Regions from separate parts of the Mus musculus genome. Here region 2 is linked to region 1. The links are chromatin loops, found by intact Hi-C in ENCODE. Cell type or tissue: left cerebral cortex. All regions are shown on one strand. Each heading gives the region's core, and the rest is flanking DNA. Links, peaks and the distances in the headings are about the cores only.

Region 1 (5,000 bases), core at 1-5,000:
GATGCCAAGGCTCCTGAGTAGTATGGAAGATGGGCAGTTTTCATTTGTTTATGTCACATTAAGGAAGAAGAAACTGGAGTTGATATTCAGAAAGAAACATCTCTGTCAGATTCAGGACACCTATCACACCCAGAGTCACAGCCCTAGGCCTGTTGGAAAGGCCAATCACCCCAGATTTGTAAATAGGTCTTCGGTTGGTTTTTAGAGTTAGTGTTATTATTCATTAATACTTTTAGAAAGGGGAAACTGTCTTAACATGTCCACAATCATTTCCTTCAGAAAGACTATAAAATAATTTGGAACCAAAAATCCCAAGATTTTACTTAAGTTTTTTTTTTAAAGTTAATTTGTTCCCAAAGTGTACTGCAGAATCAGCTCTGCTGCTGTTCTCTTCCGCAGAAGCTACTCAGCTGGTAGGAAAGGATGGTTTGGGACAAGATGGGCCCACCATGGAGCCTGGGGGCCATGTGCATGTGAGGAGGCTATGTGGCCTATCACTACATCAGCCTTTCAAATTGGGACCATAAGTAACAGAACTTTATGAACTAGTCTAGTATTTTTATAGAGCAATTTGAGCCAGATTAAATTCTAAACTGAAAAGTGTTCCTGACCTTGTCCAGTCAAATAGGCGTCTCCAGAGGTAACTAGGCCTGTGCCTATGGAAGCAACAGGCTGCCTGCAAAGCTGCTTCAACTTTTGGGGGACTACTATAGAAGTGCCAAAGGAGTGGTCTCTGATCAGTGCTCACGACATGCTCGGCTTTCGGGTGTCATGACTGATGCTGACCACTAAGAGTACTCAGTCCTGGTTCAAATGGAGACTGCAGTTCTACAAGGCTAGAGAGCAGCAGGACAGCAGTGAGTAGCAAACCTTGGGGACTTAATGGCTAGTTTAACTTTGTGGTTTTTCCAAAGCCATCCATTGTTGATGCATTGTGTGCACCTTCCCTCCCAATAGAAAGAAAGCATGAGGTTTCCTTTCTTGGTGTCCCAAGCTCTCCAAGGCCTGGGAAGGCAGAAGCAAGCCAAAGGACAGACAGTCTAGTAGTCCTTGAGCTGGACCTTTAAAATAAATCACTTAAATCTCACAGGGAAACAGATACCATCAGTCTTGACCACCATGAAACCAGGTGGAGAGAGAACGGGCAACCAGCTTTAGGCTCCAAAAACAAATGCACCAAACAGAAAGCATTAGCCTAGGTTTCAGGCTGCCTTGTGCCACCCCCCCACCCCCACCCCAGATACTGTGGTTACCTCCCTCTGTGCTCAATAGTTTATATCTGCCCGACAACTCAGATACAGTTTAGCTGGTAATGTGTTTTAGCAAAAGTATGTTGGGAATAAATGTCAGAAACATACCAAGTGACGAAAATGTACAAGGTTTTCAGAAGACATTAGAGAAAAACAGGCAAAACAAAGGCAGCTGCTCTGCTCCACAGGCCACACTGCTGTCACTGGTCATGTCCACAAACAGGGAAGCCACGAGAGGAATCTTACAACACCACAACCACTCAAAGTGGAAACAAAGCACTTTGAGGAAAAATTCACATTAATACAAAGAACATAGGCTATTTCAAACAGAAGAATTACCAATCCTGATCGGAAGGAGCCCAGGGCTGGAGGCCCAGTCTGCCCTGAGTAGGTGGGCAGTATGTGAATAGAAGCCTGCACCATCAGGACAGAGCTAATGGTGACCTTTAGAAAATTCTTTGTTTCAGGTAAGATAAAAGCATTTCACATGCCAGTTAATCTTCAATCATAACTTTAATCTAAAATAGAAATGGGAGGGCACCTTGACGCTGGGTCTCAGATTCAAGTGTAGAGGTGGCGCTGTGTAGTAAGGCTTGTTTATCCTGGCCCACCAAGCCTGCCTGCAGCTGACAGGCATCAGTGCAGACGCAGCGCAGCTGCTGAGGATGGCTCAGTGGTGGGAGGAGCTGCCTCCCACCCAAGCAGGCCTATACACAGCGCTAGGAGCTGGGTCCTTGGGGTGGGTGCCGTGCTTGCCTTCCCACTGTCTGCAGGGCTGGCTGCCCCACACCACCCCAGGATCTGACCAAGCGCTATTTGCCATCTGTGACCCTTCGCCAGCACCGCCTTTTCTTCCTCTTTCCTTTTGACTTCAGTGATTCTGGAAAGGGTTTCTCAGTCTTGGTGCTACTTGAAGAGTCTGCCCTCAAGTCATGCTCACAGCAGTAGGACTGCCCATCCTGGGTGGAACGGAAAGCAGTCCCATCTTGGTGTTCCTTACAGAATGAGTTGGGGCAGAGGTGGCAAAATGAGGTAGAAGGTTTGCCACATACATCACAGTGATGCCAAGGACATTCCCACTTCCCTGCAATAAAGCACACTATCAGCAAATGGAAGTAACAGATTCAAAGTTTCAGTATATTCAGGGTGGAGAAGAATGTTTTTTGAGGGGTACTAGGGACTGAACCCAGGGCCACAAGCATGTGCTGTAGCATTGAGCTGATATCCATCCATAGTCTTATTTTTCTTACAAGAGATACCCATCTCAATATGTTCCTCAAGGTGACCGGGATCTTTATAACTAGCCATCCTCCTGCTTCAGCCTTGAGTTGGTGGGCCAACTGGGACATATCAGCATACCTAACTTAAAATCACTTTTTTATTTGGCTAGTCAAATAAATACAAATTAACACAAGAGCCTGCTTTTCATTTCCGTTGCCAGAGAGAAGCTTGTAATTGGTGCTCAAAGGCCAGGCAGGTACTAAGTGCTGCGGACTACAGCATACATCCTGCCAACTGCAGCATCACACCAGACACAGCACACTAACACTAGCAGGTGTCTACTGATGGCAGTGGCCCTGACCTGCCCCCTCCCCATTTTAAAAATTGAGACAGGGTTCCTTTGTGTACCTCTGAATATCCTAGAGCAGGCTGGTCTTGAACTCAGAAATCCACCAGCCTCTGCTTCCCAAGTGGTCAGATTAAAGTTGTAAGCCATTATGCCTGGCTTGTGCTTTGCCTACTATAAGGAACCAGTTTTCTGCTTAGATATAAATCTCTCAAGCTCTTTGTTAGAATTAAGGATAGCTGTCAAATCCACTACAGATATGTAAAGCCATTTCTGGTCTTTGAGTGAAATCTTTGTATTTCATCCCGATGCTATGATCTCTTGAGTATGATGTAGAGGTAGTAAGACACAAAGCCTATTCTATTGTCTTCCAGAGAGCCAAATCTGTGTGGCTCCATCTTAAATAGCAATTCCTGCTAACTCTAATGTCATCTCTAGGGACAGACAGTGCCTGTAAGTCCTTGAGAGGGAGTTAGGTGAGGTGCCTAACAACCAGGTCCTCCAGTCACTGAGACTAGTCTTAGTGAGGCTGCTGCAGTGGAACCTGTCTTTTCCAATATCGTCCTGCCTGGTGCATACCACTTTGGATCTTGGTGCTAATGAAATGACCACTCTACACTGGGCTTAGAAAGCTACTGCCTGACCCCATCCTAGACTTCAGCAGGTCCCCTGGCCTGGAGACATTTACCACCTGACCTTCCCATGAATTTGCAACCTGGTAAGGAAGGTCCAGTCAGTAAAGAAAGTCCTAGTAAGAACAGCAGGCAAGCCCTCTGTAAGTCATCAGAAACTGGCTGGGTGCTGGACACCTACCAAAGGGCCGCTTGCCCAAACCGAGGCAGGATAGGTGGTAGGCCTTGGTACAGAACTTGCGGTCACACAGCACCAGCTGCCCACCATCACCACAGCGGAAGCACTCATCCTCTGACTGCCGTTTTCCTTCACCCTTGGCTCTGCGCCTTCTGGTTTTCTTCTTGGCCTTTTTACCCTTTTCCTCTGATGAAAGGGATGCTGATGTCTAGAATTAAGAATTAAGCATAGTTCTCATAAAATTCAAACTGAAGCAGTAATAAAAAGACAAACTACACAGATGCCCAAAAAGCAAGGTCCAGAGGGACATTACAGATCCCTAGGGTGTTCCAACATAAGGGTGCCTGAGCTAGAAATGTAGCTCAAGGCTGTAGGTTCCATTTCTAGCACCACAAAAGGGTATACTCCCTACACAGAGAAGAAGGTCATGGCCAAGGGGATGATCCACTACACCTTAAGCAACTCCTGCTAAGACAGAAGACACAATATACAGGCTCAATAATGTCATGCATGGGATCTGCTAACAAAGACGTCAGAGTACTGACCTGTTAGGAACTTCTCTTAGCTAAGAATTCAATTATAAGCAGCACAGATAAGGGCAACCCAGTGTCAAAGCAGCTGTCCTTCAGAATATATCTAGAGGATGAGCTCATTCTACAGCTCAGGGTAGAGATGCCCATGATAGCCTTGGCCTTTTGCATGTAAGGGGTACCCCAAAATTCATATTCTCCCAAGGACCTTGGAAACGTAATTTTAGAAGTCATTGTGAATGAAGTTACAAGAGCTAAAGAGATGGCTCAGTGGCTAAGAGCACTGACTGAATTCAAATCCTAGCAACCACATGGTGGCTCACCACCATGTGTAATAGGATCCGATGCCCTCTTCTGGTGTGTCTGAAGACAGTGACAGTGTCCTCATCATATATAAAAAATAAAGAAATTTTAAAAATACAATAAAAATCAACACTGGCACATCAAGTAAGCATGGCTTGCAATCAACTTGAAAGGGACTGGTGTCCAAAAGCTGTAACTCCGGAGAGCACTTGCCTAGCAGGCATGGGCTCTGGGACCTACATACAGCAATGCAAACAACAAAAAGGTAGCAAGGCAGTGGAGGCAATGGTCAAGATAGACACCAACCACATGGAGCCTCAAGTGAAGCAATGCAACACCAGGATAAGGCTTGCACAACCTAAGAAACACCAGTCATCAACAGGAGCGGGAAGGAGGCCTTACAGACTCTTGAAACTTTTGAGCAAACATGGTCCTGTCAATAACTCTGATTTCACCTTACCTGTGTTCAAGACTGAGTCTACGTTCTTGATATTTAAGCCACACATCTGTTGGTGCTTCATTAGGATAATTCTCACAGAA
Region 2 (16,360 bases), core at 6,429-11,428, 130 kb after region 1:
CTTTGGGGTTTGGGAGAAGTTGAATTGGATTTGGTATGGAGTCTCTGGGTTTTGTTTTTGGTGGATTTTTTGTTGTCTACATGGTCTGGTTGGTTGGGTTGGTTTGTTTTGTTTTCAGAGTCTAGTTTTACAAAGTGCCAACACCAAATGCAGATCTGTGGGTGCTCTGTGGACTCAGTTTCCCTGCATAAGTCCGCAGAGGTGTGGGTTGCAGGTCCTGTGGTTTATGACTGAAGTGGCCTAGTGTTATTATCCCTTGTTGCAGGCAATTTGTACGGCTAGCCCTGAAGTGCACCATTTGCCAGACCATGCTTCCAGTCTGAAAGAAATGGAAATGTCATGAAACCTACCAAACCACTGGAGATTGGCAGCTTTCTGTTTTGTTTTGTGGAGTTGGGACTAGGACCTAAGACCCTGGGCTTGTTAGATGTGCACTCTACCTACAAGCACATCCTCAGCCCCAAGAGTAACGTTTCATTTTGTTTTTTGTTTTGTTTTGTTTTAAACAGAAGGTTGGCCCTTGATCCTATTTCCTCATCTCCAAGATTTTTGGTTAGAATAGTGATGGTAGTCAGGCTGGTAGCACATGTCTTTAGTTCCAGCAGAAGCAGGCAGATCTTTATGAGTTCTAGGCCAGCCAGACCTATTAGTCAGATCCTGTTTCCCCCCACTACCCCTTTTCCCCCCAAAAAATCCTTTTCCCTTCTCTTTCGGAAAAAGCATCATTTGTTAGGTCCCGACCTTGGCCTCTAAGGCAGCTCCCAGGTGTGGTCTGCCCTCACTCTCCTTTTCCACCGTCCTGCCAAGCTCTTGCTCCTGCCAGTCTATGGTAATAGTTTAGTTCGGCCACTTCACATCACTGTGTTTGCTTGCTGCTCAGCTCACTTGGTAGCACAAGTTCAGGTTATGGCTGCAATCTTGTTGGCACCAGCAGTACCAGTCCCAGTGCCTGTGACTCTGTAATTTCAGGGCCTGCTTCAGCAGGAAGCTCTGCCTCAGGCCAGCTTCAGCCAGGCATACAGCACAGCCACCTCAGGCCATCTTAGCAGACCTCGTCATGGGCTTTCTTTATCTACCCAGCTGCTCATTCTTACTTTAAAGTGTTCTCATTAAGAATATATGCTACGCCGGGCGGTGGTGGTGCATGCCTTTAATCCCAGCACTTGGGAGGCAGAGGCAAGGCAGATTTCTGAGTTCAAGGCCAGCCTGGTCTACAAAGTGAGTTCCAGGACAGCCAGGGCTATACAGAGAAACCCTGTCTCCAAAACAAAACAAAAAAGAATATATGTTACACCTGTCAAGTACCTTTTTGGCATTTAAGATTTTTAAGATTCATATTAGAATGTAAAGAACTGTGCTTTATTCATTTAAAAAAATTCTTTTCTGTGCTGGGAATCAAAACCAGGTCCTTGTCCTGCCAGGCGGGTGTTCTCCATCCCAGGCCTTGTTTGGTGTGAGACATCTCATGATGTGATCCAGGCTAATCCCAAACTCCACTCTGCCTCCCAGTCCCACCATGCCCAGCTTTAACTTTTTTCTTTTAACTATTTTGGACCTTTGCTTTAAAAGCTAATAACTATGAAGTTCTGTTGAGCAGCTTACATATTTTAAAGCAGCACTTATGGATGAGCAGCAGAATCTTTCATTTTAGCTACGCAGTGTAAGAAATCTTTGTGTGTATGCATATTGTAATGCACTTGAGTAAGCACTTGTATGTGGGTGCTAGTATGTGCATGTGGAAGGCACAGGATAACATGGACTGTCTTTTTTTTTCCAACAGCTAGTATTTTATTCAGATAGTAGTCCTGTTACACATGATCCAAGTGCATTCAAGTAAGAACTCAAATCAGAAATTAAAGATTGGTCTCCAGACATCATAGCCAACAATGCCACGTTTGCTTGTGGTCTCTCTGAGATAAAACTACATCCATACCTCAGTGGCCACCAAACCATTCAGCACAGCTTCCTTAACTGTAAGGTGTTTGAAGTTACCAGTTTTAGCACTTTGAGGTATTTTTTTCACGCTCTGAATAGCTGTAGGGATTTCACCAGGGGTTGCTGGGAACCAGCTCAACCTCGGCGTAGTGCCAAAATGTGGCCAGTCAAGGCTTCGAGTCAGTCACGGCAGCGGCCACCATCAACGGTGCCTTCTCCAAAAAGTTATGGATGACCTTGGCCATGGTCTAAGGTGGAAGGAAGGTACCATGGACTGTCTTCCTTGACCATGCTCTCAGTGGATGTGGAGTTTACTGACTGTGCTAGGCCGGCCGGCCAGTGAGCACTAGTGGTCTGCCTTGTCCCTCTCTCCCCTGGAGTGGGATTGCAGGTGCACACCACTGTACCCAGCTTTGACACCGGTGCCGAGGATCCAAACCCAGCTTCTCAGGCAAGCGCTTCACCGACTGAGCCACCTCTCTAACCCGTGCAGGAATTCTTGAATCTTGGAGTTACAGAGATGGTTCATTGGCTATGAATATTGCTATTCTTACAGAGAGCCCAGGTTCCATTCCCACACAACCAACTTCATTTCATAGGGTCCAGTGCCCTCCCTTGTCTTCTGTGGCCACCTAACATGCACATGATACATAAACATGCAAGCAAAATATTGCACATAAATAAATCTTAAAAGGATTCCTGAGTCTAACTCACAGAACCCTCAGAAGGGTTTTTTTAAAAACCCTTGTTGTTTTTTAAAAAGAAAGAAATCTTGAGTCCTGGAGGTGACTTGTAATGGGAAGGTACACATTGGTATCAATTCATTGTGTGTGTTTGTTTGTTTGTTTGTTTGTTTATTTATTTGTTTTGTTTTTGAGACAGGTCTCTTCTTTGTAGCCCAGGCTATCTTAGAACTCACTATGTAAACCAGGCTGGCCTCAAATTTAGAGATTCACCCTCCTCTGCCTCCTGTGTGCTACAATTAAAGGAGTGCACCACCATGCTGGCTGTCTGTCTGTCTACATGTTTATATTTATATACATACAGAGTATCTATGTGTATGAGTGTGCATGTACCATCATGTGTATTTCCAGTCAAAGAACAACTTTTGGGAGTTGATTCTTTTCTTCCACCTTATAGGTCCCGGGGATTGAACTATGGTCTCCAGGTTTAGTAGCAATCACCTTTACCTTGAGCCTTCTTGCCAGCTTCCAGTATTTGGTTCTTCAGTGTATGTGTGTGTGTGTGTGTGTGTGTGTGTGTGTGTGTGTGTGTGTGTGTATACATTATAATGTAGGCGTGGAGGCCAGAGGACAACTTGGTGTAATGGATCTTTCCTTCTGCCATGCAGATCTCAGGGGTGAATTAAGTCATTAGGCTGGCTAGCTAGCAAGTGCCTGTGTCTGCTGAGCCATCTAGCCTACTCTACATTTAGTGCTCACAGTGGCAAAATTTGCTCTGGGAAATTATACCATGCTAAGGGCATCCCTGCAGAGCATAAGCCCAGCATATAATGACGTCTAAGCTCAGAGTCTCATGTCATGAGCTGGAACCAGGCACTTTACTGTTTTTTATGTGTCATCTAGTTCCTCAGCCAGGAAGCAAGTGTAGTCTGATGTGGTATAACCAAGTCTCTAAGTAGACTTGTCTGCACTTCTGGAATCAGGTCTTGATTTTGGAAATTTACTCTGTTAAAATTACTACTCTGTTGTTCTTCCTTTGTGCTGAGGATGACTTGACTCTTAACATCACTTCCTGAAGAACAGAGTGGCTTATCCTGGTTGGTGTCCTTTCTGTCTAGGCCTCTCATGTGGCTGCTAGCTTGCTTTGTGCCTTTCTAGGGGTAGCCTGTGTTTAGAGGCTCTGGAGTGGCTCAAGGAAGTTGTTCTTGTGGGAATGGCCTGTGGGCATACCTCTGACGTTTGTATAATGTTTATTAGAGTTAGAAACACTTGACAGCAGAAGAGGTATCCGTGTCCTCCCCTTCCACACCACCCGTGTATGTGTGTCTGTGTGTGTGTGTATGTGTGTGTGTGTGTGTATGCAAGTGTGTATATGTATGTCAGTCCGTGTGCCCTATTCCTGTTCTTGCCTGCCAGATAGCTGAGAATATGTAGCTGATAGCGTAAGGATCATACAAGCTCATCCTTTGTAAATACTCCTTAGTCTTCCTGATCCTACACAAAGGCTGGACATTGAAGCTGGGCAGGACAAAGGCTCAGGACCCTTATATAAACTATCACCCTTGCTAAGATTCCCAGCTTTGTAATATATGTGGATGGGTGCTTTGTGTTAGTGGTCAACCACCCTGCCCAGTGTCAATGTGTATGTCTCTCTCTCTTTTCTTAACATTTACTTACTTACTTACTTATTTACTTATTTTGGGGGGCAGGAACATGTATATGGGTGAACCTATGCTATGGTGCATATGTGGAGATCAAGGACAAACTGTAGAAGTCAGTTCTCTCCTCTACTGTGTGGACCTCTGGGGGATTGAACTAAGCATGAGACTCGATGACAACCATCCTTACCCACTAAGCCATCTTGCCAGCTCCAGCAGTCTATTTCTTGTTGAAATATTGCGTTTGATTGGTGCTGTTTCACTCCATTTGGCAGGTGATTTTAAAATGAGAAAGGTAAAAACCAGAGGAAGTTGGAGAGGGACAATGGAAGCTGGGCCCGTGGTCCAGCCCCTGCACTAGTGCTAGTTGAACACCAGCAGCACCAACATTAGTTCTGGATCAGTAGAAAGTGTAAGAATATTATTATATCCTTTGGCCTGGGGTGGAGCTTAGTGTTTAGCACTTGCCCTAGCACGTGGGAGGCCTGGGTTCTGTTCTTAGGACTGCCAGACAAACAAAAAAACCTTATCCTGTGACTTGCTACTGTTTGAAATGGCAAAACATTACGCGTTAATAACAATAGTTAGGAGCCTGTCTGAGGCGACAGTGATGGTGGCTCAGTGGTGCAGGCCTGATCCCAAGCCTGTTGACCTGAGTTTGACACCTGAGAGCCACGAGATGGAAGGATGGACTCACCCTTCAACAACAACAACAACAAACTCTGACTTTAAGAGCAAGATCTTGACCCAGCCGTTACCCAGAGTGCTGTGTTGCCTGCTTCATCTTTGTATATGTATGTGTCTTTGCCTTGGCTTGTTGGTCCGTACACCTGCAGACATCAAGCCTTCTGTGGAAGCCACACTCTTCCTCACTGAGGATGGGAAATTGATGTTTAAGTCTGATGATGTACTTGTCCCATGTGCAGAGCTGTCTTCCCCTGTATTTGGAGGTGAGGCCAAGCAAGGTAAGGTAGGAAGTAGGGCCTGCATCTCTCTGTTGGTAAGTAGCTGCGTGGCACTCTGGAGCTGATTGGACTCTGTCTTGTTCCATGTGGCCTCACCCTGAGTGATGTAACACTGTGGTTCAGGAAAGAGTTGATTCAGGGGTCTCTTCACAGCCTCAAGATTGCAGAGCCAGGGAAATGCAGAGGTGTGGAGCTATGGAGCGGGTGGGAATTGGAAAGAGATTGACAGCACTTTACAGGACCCCAGGGAGACAGATTAAGAGGACTGGCTTACATGCTCACAGACACTTTCTTGTTGTCTTCACTCGTCCACAGACATGTCTGTACCACTCTTCTCTGCTTGCTGTAAGATCAGTGTGGGCTTATGGTCTGTGACAGAGTACAAAGTTGGGGTTTGGGGAGTGCTGTAACCAATGATGGCACCAGAGCTGAGCTTGCAGCTGGAGCTTTGGACCCCAGTGAGTCCCATGCTTGGATTCTTTGTGGGCTGATGGTGCTCTTTGCCAGCTTTCACTGGACACCACACACTGAGCTGAGGCCATGCATATCACTGATCTTACATGAGCCTGCCTATGAGGGGACTGTAGCTCTGGAAAGTCATACCATGCTTCCCATTGCCTTGACAGGGCCACCACTTTTGGCTCCCTTTGTGGTAGGTGTATTTTAATATGAGATTACAGAGGAAGCTCCTGAGTTATGACATTATTGCAGTTATAGCAAGTGGGCCAACATTTTGTGTGTGTGTGTGTGTGTGTGTGTGTGTGTGTATGTGGTGTTGTTGCTTGAGACATGGATTTTACTAAGTCAATACTGGCTCACTGAATTGCTCTGTAGCCCAGGGTGTTTATTGTGTGTAGCAGAGGTGCATGTCATGGCACCAGGATAGAAATAGAGGACGTTTACTTACAGGAATTGGTTTTCTCTTACCTGTGGGTCCCAGGGGTCTAACTCAGGTCGTCAGGCTTGGCAGCAGTCATATTTATTCACTGAACCATTTCACAGCCCAGAGCTGCAGCTTTTAAGCCTACTATGGACAATCTACTTCAGAGCTCCAGTCCTCACACGGGAATCTAGCCAAGTGCTAGAGGCAGAGAAAGGGGGTTGTGGGAACCCACCACAGATCTCTAGAGTAAATTTGGAGTTTGTGGCCGCCTAGAGATGGAACTGTTAATCACTGGTAGGGAGAGGTTGCTAATGTACATTTCAGACCTTGAGGAGGACTGTACAGATCGGTTGTTTATGTCAAATGGTAAGCTCAGTGCTGACCGTGGCTCCGTGTGGGCTCTGGAAAAGGCCTTGCGGTATAACTCTCAGCTCCGGGCTAGCTAGGCACTATCTCCTCTGCAGTTGGTCTTATTTGTCATCACGCTGTGAGTGGGCACTACTTGGGTTCCAGGCAGCCCTGTGAGCCTGATCCAGTGTGGACAGAGAAGTCTAAGGTTCTTAGCTAACAGCTTCTGGCTGTGGCCTCACCTTTTTTAGGGCCATTATGTAGCCTTCATTCTGGTGAAGAGGTGTAGGCCTGATGACATATGTGCCTCTCATCCCTCTGTGGCAGGTGTTGGATAGGTACGTTCCTCAAAGAGTATACTAAGGGAGAAGTGGACAGAGGTGGGGCGTCATGCTAGAGACAGGTAAGGGATGGGCCCTGGACTCTTCTTTGGGATTTCCCTTTTACTCTAGTGCCTTCTGTCAACCAAGAGTCACTTGTTGAGAGAGAATATCCAAACTGAACAGACTCTTGACTCTGTACCCCATATCCTCAAACCCTACGTCCCGTGCCAGGGGTTAGGTAGAGTCTGGTCAAGCTCTGCTGTGTGTACATGTCACACTACTGATGTGTGTCTTGGGGGACTTATGAGTTAGGCCAATGAGGCTCAGGTCCTAGCTTCACATGAAGCCCTCCCAAAGGCTCCCTCCAAGAAAGCAGGTACTTACATACTTCGATCCACCATGAAGTATAGGTTGATGTTTGGTGCTGAGTGGTCAGATAGGTGGAAATTTCTCATTGCTGCTTTTGTGTTTTTTTCCTTTTCAAGGAGTGTTCTGTCTCGTTGCTGTACTCCAGCCCACCCTGTGTACCTCTGCTTCAAAGGTGAGCCCCTCAGCTGTTGGACTCAGAGGCCTGAGTGCCAGGGCACCGCAGCAAGAACAACATGGACACCTGCCTCTGCAAGGCTGGTGGTTACGGGACCTCAGTACCTTCCTGTGCGCGGCTGGCACTCATCATCTCCGCTAGGAGAGGACTCTGTGATAGAGAAGTCCCTTAAGTCCTTAAAAGACAAGAATAAGAAGCTGGAGGAGGGCGGCCCCGTGTACAGCCCGCCCGCGCAGGTGGTGGTGAGGAAATCCCTCGGGCAGAAGGTACTGGATGAGCTGAGGCACTACTACCATGGCTTCCGCCTGCTCTGGATCGACACCAAGATCGCTGCCCGGATGCTCTGGCGCATCCTCAATGGCCATACGCTGACCCGCCGGGAGCGCAGGCAGGTATGGGACACACCCTGCTCCTTTGATCTGCTGCAGGTTATGCTCTACTCCTCTGGATAAAACGTCAGTGGAAGTTTATAGAAACATAAGCCTAGCTCATGCTACAAGTGAGTTGTCATGCCAGTGCTGACACACTGTCTCCTCCGTTGGTGATTTCCTGCAGCTTTGGCGTCTCTGTTTCTGCCTCTAGTTTCTTTTCGGAGACACTGTGTCCCTCTGCAGAAGTTTCTTAAAGTTATTTCTTTGGCTCTGTGGGTCTGGTATGTAATTCCTTCTGTCCTTTAGCTATGAAAAGACCCTTCCTGAGACTAGAGATATGGCTCAGTCATTAAAAACACTTGCTGTTTTTTCAGAGGACCTGTATTCAATTCCCAGCACTTAGATAGTGGCTTACAACTATACTGTGTGATACCAGTTTCAGGGAATCCCATACCTTCTTTGGGCCTTGCAAACCAGGCACACATGTAGTACCCTTACATACATTCAGGTAAAACATTTATACACAGAAAATAAAAATAAATCCTAAAAAAGTAGGGGTCGGGGTAGGGGAGTCTTAAACCAAATACGTGGTGGCTGTGCCTGTGTCCTGGCCACCTAGGAGCCTAGAACTCAAGGATCTCAGGTTACCTAGGTAACCCAGTGCTATTGCTTTCTGTCTGCTGTCAGCTGAAATAGTGTCCTAGCCGACAACTGGGCTGTTGTGTGCATGGGATTTTACTTCTAGAAGTGCTGTGTGTGTGTGTGTGGTGTGTGTGTGTGTGTGTGTGTGTGTGTTGGCTTGTTACCATCAGTTTTTTTTTCTTGGTAGGATCTTTGTCCTTTTTGTTTTGTTTTGTTTTTTAGTTTTTAGTTCTTCCTTTTAAGTATTTAACATTTCTGAATATCTTTCACTCCTAAAATGAGAATTTCTATTTTCTAATATTCGTGGGAGATGGGTTCATTCTTTATTGTGGACTTTGCCCATGGTGAGTGACTTGTGTGCATGTATGTGATTCCGTATGGTTTTTGTTTGTCTTTTTCTTTTTCTTTTTTTTTTAAGACATGGTCTCCTGTAACTCAGGGAGCCTCAAACTCACTATGTAGCTTATGTTGACCTTAAACTTCTGATCTTGCTTCCACCTTCCAAGTGATTATACACCTGTGCCACCATGCTTGGCTTATACAGTGCCAGGGTGGATTGAACTCATGTGTCTTAGTTGGTATTCTGCTGCTGTAAAGAGACAGCTTTTATAAAAGGAAACATTCAGTTGGGGCTGGCTTACAGTTTCAGAGGCTTAGTCCATTATCATCATGGCGGGGTGCACAGTGGTATGCAGACTCTATGTCCAGATCCACAGACTGCAAGAAGATAGAAAGAGAGAGAGAGAGAGAGAGAGAGAGACAGACAGACAGACAGACAGACAGACTGGGCCTGGCTTTGGCTTTTGGAACCTCGAAGCCCAGTGACACACTTCCTATAACGAGGGCACACCTCCTAATCTTGAGAAAGTAGTGCCACCCTCTGGCGACTAAGCATTCAAATATCTGAGCCTATAGGGCCATTCTCAGTCACCAGGCAACCACTCTACCTACTGTGCTACATCTCAGCCCTGCTTAGTGATTCTGTACTACTTTCAAAGGAATCTTAACTCTGGGAACCCTGGGTGAAGTCGGTGGTAAGCCATCTTCTCCGTGCTGTACGTTTCTCTCTGGGTGCTGGGAGACCCGTGGGGCTGTGTAGGATCACGCCTAGGTGGGGGTCTGTGTCTGCTCTTTGTTTCTAGCTCTTGGGGATTTCCCTAACTTATTTTGTGGGCTTTAGTTTGATTTTTAAATAAATCTTTTACTTTCAAATGTAACCGTGGACCTTTATGCCTACCTCAGTTCCCACGGAGACTATTTATAAGCTTTTGACCTTATAGCTAGGCATTGTTACCCACCTGTTCATAACTCAATTATCCCCTTTATACTAATTTAAGTCCTGCCACATGGCTAGTTAACTGCCTCCTTCCTTCCTGGCCTGCTTCTTCCTCCGTGTCTGGCTGGCTGAATCTCCCGCACCTGGCTCCTTCTCAGTATTCTTCCCTCTGTCTGGAAGTCCCACCTTACTATTCTGCCTTCTACTGTAGGTAGAGTTTTTATTTTAATCATTCAGAAGGTGCCTTAGGCAGGCAAGGAAGGACAGAGACACATCTTTACACAGTGTAAAAATACATCACTCCAACAAGATAACTTTAGATCCATAGAGAACTCTTAGCAAGTGACAGTGCTGTGCTTGGACCCTCCACCTCAGTCCCCTCATGTTTCATAATGGTCATGGCTTAGCTTTCTACTTGGCTAATATCCAGACTTGATTCAGTTTTCCAGCTTTCCCACTGATATTCTTTTCCTGGTCCACGACCTTAACTTGTACCCTGTGGGTGCCACTACTTTGTGAGGAACACTAGCTGTGTCCTGAATCCCAGGCCCTTTGGGGGCTTATTTAGCATTTGTATGCCACTCAGGCAGGCGACTCTTTATCCCTAGGGTAGAACATCACAAGGCATCTGGCCCAGGTAGCATTGCCTCCCCTTGTAGGACACAGAAAGCCCATCTACAGCTGATGTCCTTACAGTACCTATGCCCACCCAGCCTGGGCTTCTGCCCCCGCCCCACCCCCACTCCCCGCCACGCTCACTGCTCACTGTGCTCCTGCTGGTTTTCTGTGTGCAGTCAGAACGCACGTTCAGAACAAGCGCTGGTCCTCCCCAACCCACTCTTGTATGTCTCTGGGAAGCCTCTGCTGCTGTCAACTCAGCAGAATGGACAACCTTTGCAGGTGCTCAGGCTCAAGCTGTGGCCGCCCTCAGAACCTGTGTTCTTCCAGGGTGCTTAGGAGTCACCCAGACTCTCAAACAGAGCCCAGGTCCAAGTGGTTCATACTTCCTACCCTTCTTGCCATGCATTGTGGGCAGAGGGGCCACCAACTGCACCCCAGGAACAGCTGTCCTTTTAAAGAAGTAAGATGTATACTGGCGGTCCTCTTCCCAGACAAAGGCAACCTCTGAGCGGCAGTCTGACCATGTGGTCCAGCCTTGGCCTGACCTTACTTTCTCAGCCCAGCTGCCCCGTGTTAGATCCTGGTGTGCTTTTGTGCTGTTCAGAAACCTGCTCTCTCACCTGGTGATACCTTTGCATTGGGCAGGCTGAGGCCCCTTCATGGGCAGTGGGCCCATGCTTGTGTATTTATTATAGCCTGGTCAGCACTTGCAGATGCCTGCTGAACCTGCATAGATTGGAAGTGGTAGTCCAGGTGTGGTAGTGCACACAACTTTAATCTCAGTAGTTGGGAGGCAGGGACAGGAGGCTCTCTGTGACTTCAAGGCCAGCCTGGTCTACATAATGAGTTCCAGGCCATGAAGGGCTACATAGTGAGATGCAATAAACAAAAAATAAACAAACAAATGAAAAAAGAAGGAAACTAGAAGTGGTTGATGCCATAACACACGTGGGCATTTATTGTATCTGTGTTGTGTGTGTTTTTGAAGTAGGGGAGATGCTGTCACCAAGTTCTCATGAGCATGGTAAGCCATCCCCGTGGGAGCTTAAGACATACCAGCGCTCCTACAAGGGTATGAGACCTCTACTCTTCTGGGTATGAAAATTTGGATGGTGCCCCTATCCTACTCCCTATTTGAAGCTGGAGAAATGACTTACAGGGAAGAGGATTTGTTCTTGCAGAGAACCTAAGTTCAGCTCCCAGCACTGGTATCAGGCAGTTGTCTCTCAACCACCTGTAACTTCTACCTTGGGGATCCCTGTACCTACTGCTGGCCTCTCTAGAAGCCTGCACTCACACGAACATTTTCCCATATACACACACACACATCAATAGCTGTGTGATCATATATATGTATGTACATGGCTCTGGTTTCTCAGTCCTTACAGCTCTATGTCACTTGTCCACCGGCACTTTGCACGCCAGTAAAGAGCTAGCTCAGTGGGCTGAGTATGTTAGTGGTAAAGCACGTGTTTAATGTATATACAAGAGGCCTTGGGCTCTTTCCTGGCACACACCGAGAAAGAAAAAAGAAAGCTAGCTTCTTGATTTGCTTTTGCATTGAAGTCCATCTAGACACTGATGTACTAGGGTCACATTTTTTAACAATATCAAATATGTGTGTGTGTTTAGAAAACTTCTTTTTGTTTTATGTGTATGAGTGCTTTGCCTGTATGTATGTGTGTATGTGCATGCCTGTATCCTCAGAGCCCAGAGGAGGACATCAGATCTCTTAAGACTGGAAGTACAGATAGTTGTAAGTTGCCATGTGGATGCTGGGAATTGAACCTGCGTCCTCTGCAAGAGCAGCAAGTATTCATAATCAGTAAGCCATCTTGCTCCCCCTGTTTACCTTTTTATCCCCTTAGACGGGGTTTTACTATGTAGCCAATGCTGTCCTGGAACTTGATATATAGGCCAGAATGGCCTTGACCTCATAGTGATCCATCTGGATCCACCCGTCTCTGTCTCTCAAGCCAGGACAAAAGGCTGCACCGTTACTCCCACTGTGTAACCCAGGCTGGTTTTGAATTCAAAGTCCTCTTGTTTGTCCCTCCCAAATGCCATACCATCATTATGCCTGGCTCCCCAACCCAAATTTATTCTTCTCCTTCATTTGTGTTTTTTTTTTTTTTTTTTTTTCGAGACAGGGTTTCTCTGTGTAGCCCTTGCTGTCCTGGAACTCACTCTGTAGACCAGGCTGGCCTCGAACTCAGAAATCAGCCTGCCTCTGCCTCCCAAGTTCTGGGATTAAAGGTGTGCGCCACCACTGTCCAGCGAAATTTTATTCTTTTAATTAAAATATATGTTTTTTGGGGCTGGCGAGATAGCTCAGCAGTTAAGAGCACTGGCTGCTCTACCAAAGGACCCAGGTTCAATTTCCAGAAGCACATGACAGCTCACAATTGTAAGGAACTCCATTTTCAGGGGATCTGACACCTCACACAGACCAATGTACAGTCAAAACACCAATGTACATAAAGTAAAAATAAATCATAGAAAAAAGGAAACAATGCATGTTTTTTATGTGTATTATATATACCACATGTGTGCAAGAGCCCACAAAAGTCAAGTCATTGAGAAATGATTAGATTGTCAGGGCTGTAATCTAATGCACTCTAACCCTAGGTGGAGGAAATGAGATAAATCACTGGAGTCACTGCCCTTGTGACTCTGTCTTTCTCTGCTTCCTTGTTGTTGCCTCCTGGCTACCCTGATGTGAGCTTCTTTGCTCTGCCAATACATGGGTACCATGATGGGTGGAAACTTCTGAGACCATGAGCAAAGATAAATTCTTCCTTTGGCTGAATTGTTCTCTCAGGTGTTTTAGTCAGTTATAAGAAAATGTGTTAATACAGAATGTTGATACCAGAAACAGGGGCATGCATCATTAACCCTGACCCTGCAGTTCTTAAGCCTTTGGGATGGTATAAGGAATAATTTGTACAGAGCTTAGTGAGTGATTCTGTCAGGAGCTCAGAAGACCAAAATTCTGACAGAAATATGGCCAGTAAAGATCATGTAGTTAGTCAGGGGCTAAAGTATTTGCTGTAAAGCATGAGGCGGAGTTCAGATTCCTGGCACCTGCATTAAAGCTGGACTTGGTGGCACATATCTATAAACTCTGGGGTTGTGGAGACAGGCAGGATTTGGGACCACTGGTTAGCCAGCACAGCTGAAACATCAAGCTCCAGGTTCAGAGATGGTCTCTTCAAACATTAGATGGAGAGCAATAATGAACGAATGACACCTAATGTCAATTGTGGGCCATGGCACACACATGCATGCCACCAACATTAATTTTCAGTTGGAAACAGGACTTGATTGAGAATTGGGCTAGAGGCCATTCATGTTCTATTCTGGCAAAGAACTTGTCTAGATTTCATCTGTGTCTTCAAACTGTGGGAGCTTGAGTTTAAAGTTTATAGACTAATTTTTGCAGTGGAAATTTCAAGAAAAACATAGTCAGGATGTGGAATAGTTTATTCCTAGATGTTTTTACCAGATTTATAATGAGGTTCAAGAGCAAAAAACTTGAAAAACTTGCACTTGGGCCAGAAAACCCAGTAAAAAGTTGCAACTAAGGATGACTGAGACCATGGGGCTGGAGAGATGTCTCAGTGGTTTAGAACACTTGATGATCTTGCAGAGGACCTGTATTCAATCTCACAACCATCTCTAACTCCTCTTAGACACCCTCTTTTGACCTCTCTGTGAACCAGGCCACACATGCTGTGCCTACCTACCTACCTACCTACCTACAAGCAAAACATTCATACACATAAATAAATCAAAATAAAATTATACATAGAGATTGGAACCATTAAAAATAAGCGAGTACTTTCTAAGATGTTAGAGCATCTAAGAAATTGTCTAGACCATGGCCTGTAATAGACTCCACTATGGAAAATTATAAACTCATTTGAAGGACTTCACAGGCCCCCTACTTGTAGGGGGTGGTCCAAGACATCTTTCGAAGATTGTTATCTTATCTAAATTGTCTTCTTTTGAGCCTGTTTTGTTTATTTCATGCTCTGTGTATCTGGTGACCTGTAAGTTAGTACCTATCCCTTTTATTGAAGGCCATTGGCATGCAGTTTGGATTCTAAGAGAGAAATAGGTTTCTGAAGTATCTGCCAAGAGCTCTCGAGTCACCTCACCATGTTGCTCAGTTTGTAGTGAGGGTGGGAGAAATACCTCTGCCTGCTCTGTCACTGCTCATGAACCCACATCTTTGCAGTTTCTCCGGATTTGTGCGGACCTCTTCCGTCTAGTGCCCTTCCTGGTGTTCGTGGTGGTGCCCTTCATGGAATTCCTGCTGCCTGTAGTTGTGAAGCTCTTCCCCAACATGCTGCCCTCTACATTTGAGACCCAGTCTATCAAGGTAAGGAAGGGCACAGGGACTTTGAGTACACTTGAATGAGTCTAGTCTGAGGACTGGGGACATAGCAAAGCAAGTAAAGAGATACTTGCAGGAAAGCACAAGGTCTTAAACTTAAATCTCTGCAGCCATGTAGAAACCAAGCAGGGTAGTGCACCGCTAACCTCAGTGCTCCTATGACAAAATGTAAGGTAGAGACAGGACAGTTCCCAAAAGATGGGGTGCCAGCTAGTCACAAGCAACAAAGAAGAAACCCTGTCTCAAACAGGTAGATGGTAAGGACCAAGGTATCCTCTGATCACACCCAGTGTCCACACTCATGTAAGTCAACATACACATACACACACCAAATAGAAAATGAGTCTAAAATTCTATCCAGACCTCCACACACTGTTTCATATGTGTCACTGGTTCTTTTATGAAGCACCAGCTGAGTCGAGTGATTGATCAGACCAAATGACCCCAGAGGTCCCAAAGCCTCACTGTATGGCCCCTGATGGAACAAGTTTACCAACTTCTGCTATTGAGGTAGGGCTAGGGATTCACATGAACCATTTGAGAAATATTTGAGTATATCTTACTTAGATTTTGTTCCTTGAAGGGTATGGCATGTGGGAGACTTTTCTTGCAGTGAGCAGCAGTCTGAGCAGGCTTTGAACCTACTTTGTATGGTAGAGACAGGTAGTGGTGGCGTGCAGAGGGTCCGAGTAGGACTAGAGTATAACCTTCACTTTGCTCTCACAGGAGGAAAGGCTGAAGAAGGAGCTGAGGGTGAAGCTGGAGCTGGCCAAGTTTCTCCAGGACACCATAGAGGAAATGGCCCTGAAGAACAAGGCAGCCAAAGGGAATGCCACCAAAGATTTCTCTGCATTTTTCCAGAAGGTGCAGTACTCCCCGTGTCACATGATGATTCAAATGTCAAGCACTATGAGTCTTTTCTTCCCTCTTCCTTCCTTCTGCCGCTGCTACCGCCGCTGCCACCACCACCACAACTGCTACTGCTGCTCCTCCCTCCTTCCTCTTCCTTTCCCTCCTCCTCTTCCTCCTTCTCCTCTTTTTTTTCTTTTCTTCCTCCTCCTCTTCCTCCTTTTCCTCCTCCTCCTTAGCAGACTCAAGCCCCTAGAACAGAACTTAAGCTAACTGCCTACTCCCTGTGCTCATTCCCTCTCACGGGAGCTATAGGTATATACAAAGGTGGCCTCTTCCTGCCACTGAGAAATGGGGTTGTGGCATGAGATCTTGGGTCACTGCCCCACAGCCCTGATGGAAAGAAAACAGCAGAGCTGGTCCCACAGCTGGCACGCCCAGGCTCCTGGGAGACTGCAGCCTGGATGGTGCTGCGGGTACTGATCCTCTGTATAATGGTGCAGCCCAGGCTTAGCTGCCTGAGGCTGACAGCTCCTGGGAGAGCTCGGAGAGCAGTAGGTGGTCTAGAGCTGCGTCTGCTCGCTCTTGCTTCCGTCCAGCTGGGACCAGAGGTTAGCTGTGGGGACAGGAGAATGCATGCTGAGTAATACTTGGGATTACTTCTGCAGATCCGGGAGACAGGGGAGAGACCCAGCAATGAGGAAATCATGCGTTTTTCCAAACTGTTTGAGGATGAACTGACCCTGGATAACCTCACGAGGCCTCAGCTGGTAGCACTGTGCAAGCTGCTGGAGCTTCAGTCCATTGGCACCAACAACTTCCTGCGTTTCCAGCTCACCATGCGCCTGAGGTCCATAAAGGCT

What was found. Peaks named below come from ENCODE experiments on the same cell type or tissue, not always from the same donor. Only the 100,000 strongest peaks of a DNase experiment are listed, where the experiment ranks them.
Region 2: it touches region 1 in a loop (2.2-fold over the local background); 2 of 42 quality-filtered maps call a loop at or near these places.

Annotation. Positions count from the first base shown.
Region 1 is chr5:33,892,240-33,897,239 of GRCm38, reverse strand. Nsd2 (nuclear receptor binding SET domain protein 2) reads right to left here. Exons shown (of 21, transcript NM_175231.2): 20 at 3,631-3,835; 21 at 1-2,334. The coding sequence ends at 2,063. Among named protein-coding and RNA genes, the nearest start is that of Mir7024, 4.2 kb to the left of the region's middle. In left cerebral cortex, for the core only: a CTCF peak has its summit at 4,528 (motif pointing left); a DNase peak (open chromatin) is centred at 1,948; H3K27ac peaks cover 604 bases.
Region 2 is chr5:33,760,732-33,777,091 of GRCm38, reverse strand. Letm1 (leucine zipper-EF-hand containing transmembrane protein 1) reads left to right here. Exons shown (of 14, transcript NM_019694.2): 3 at 7,281-7,731; 4 at 14,490-14,633; 5 at 15,375-15,512; 6 at 16,166-16,360. It also overlaps the pseudogene Gm30708. Among named protein-coding and RNA genes, the nearest start is that of Letm1, 14 kb to the left of the region's middle. In left cerebral cortex, for the core only: a CTCF peak has its summit at 9,192 (motif pointing left); a DNase peak (open chromatin) is centred at 9,244.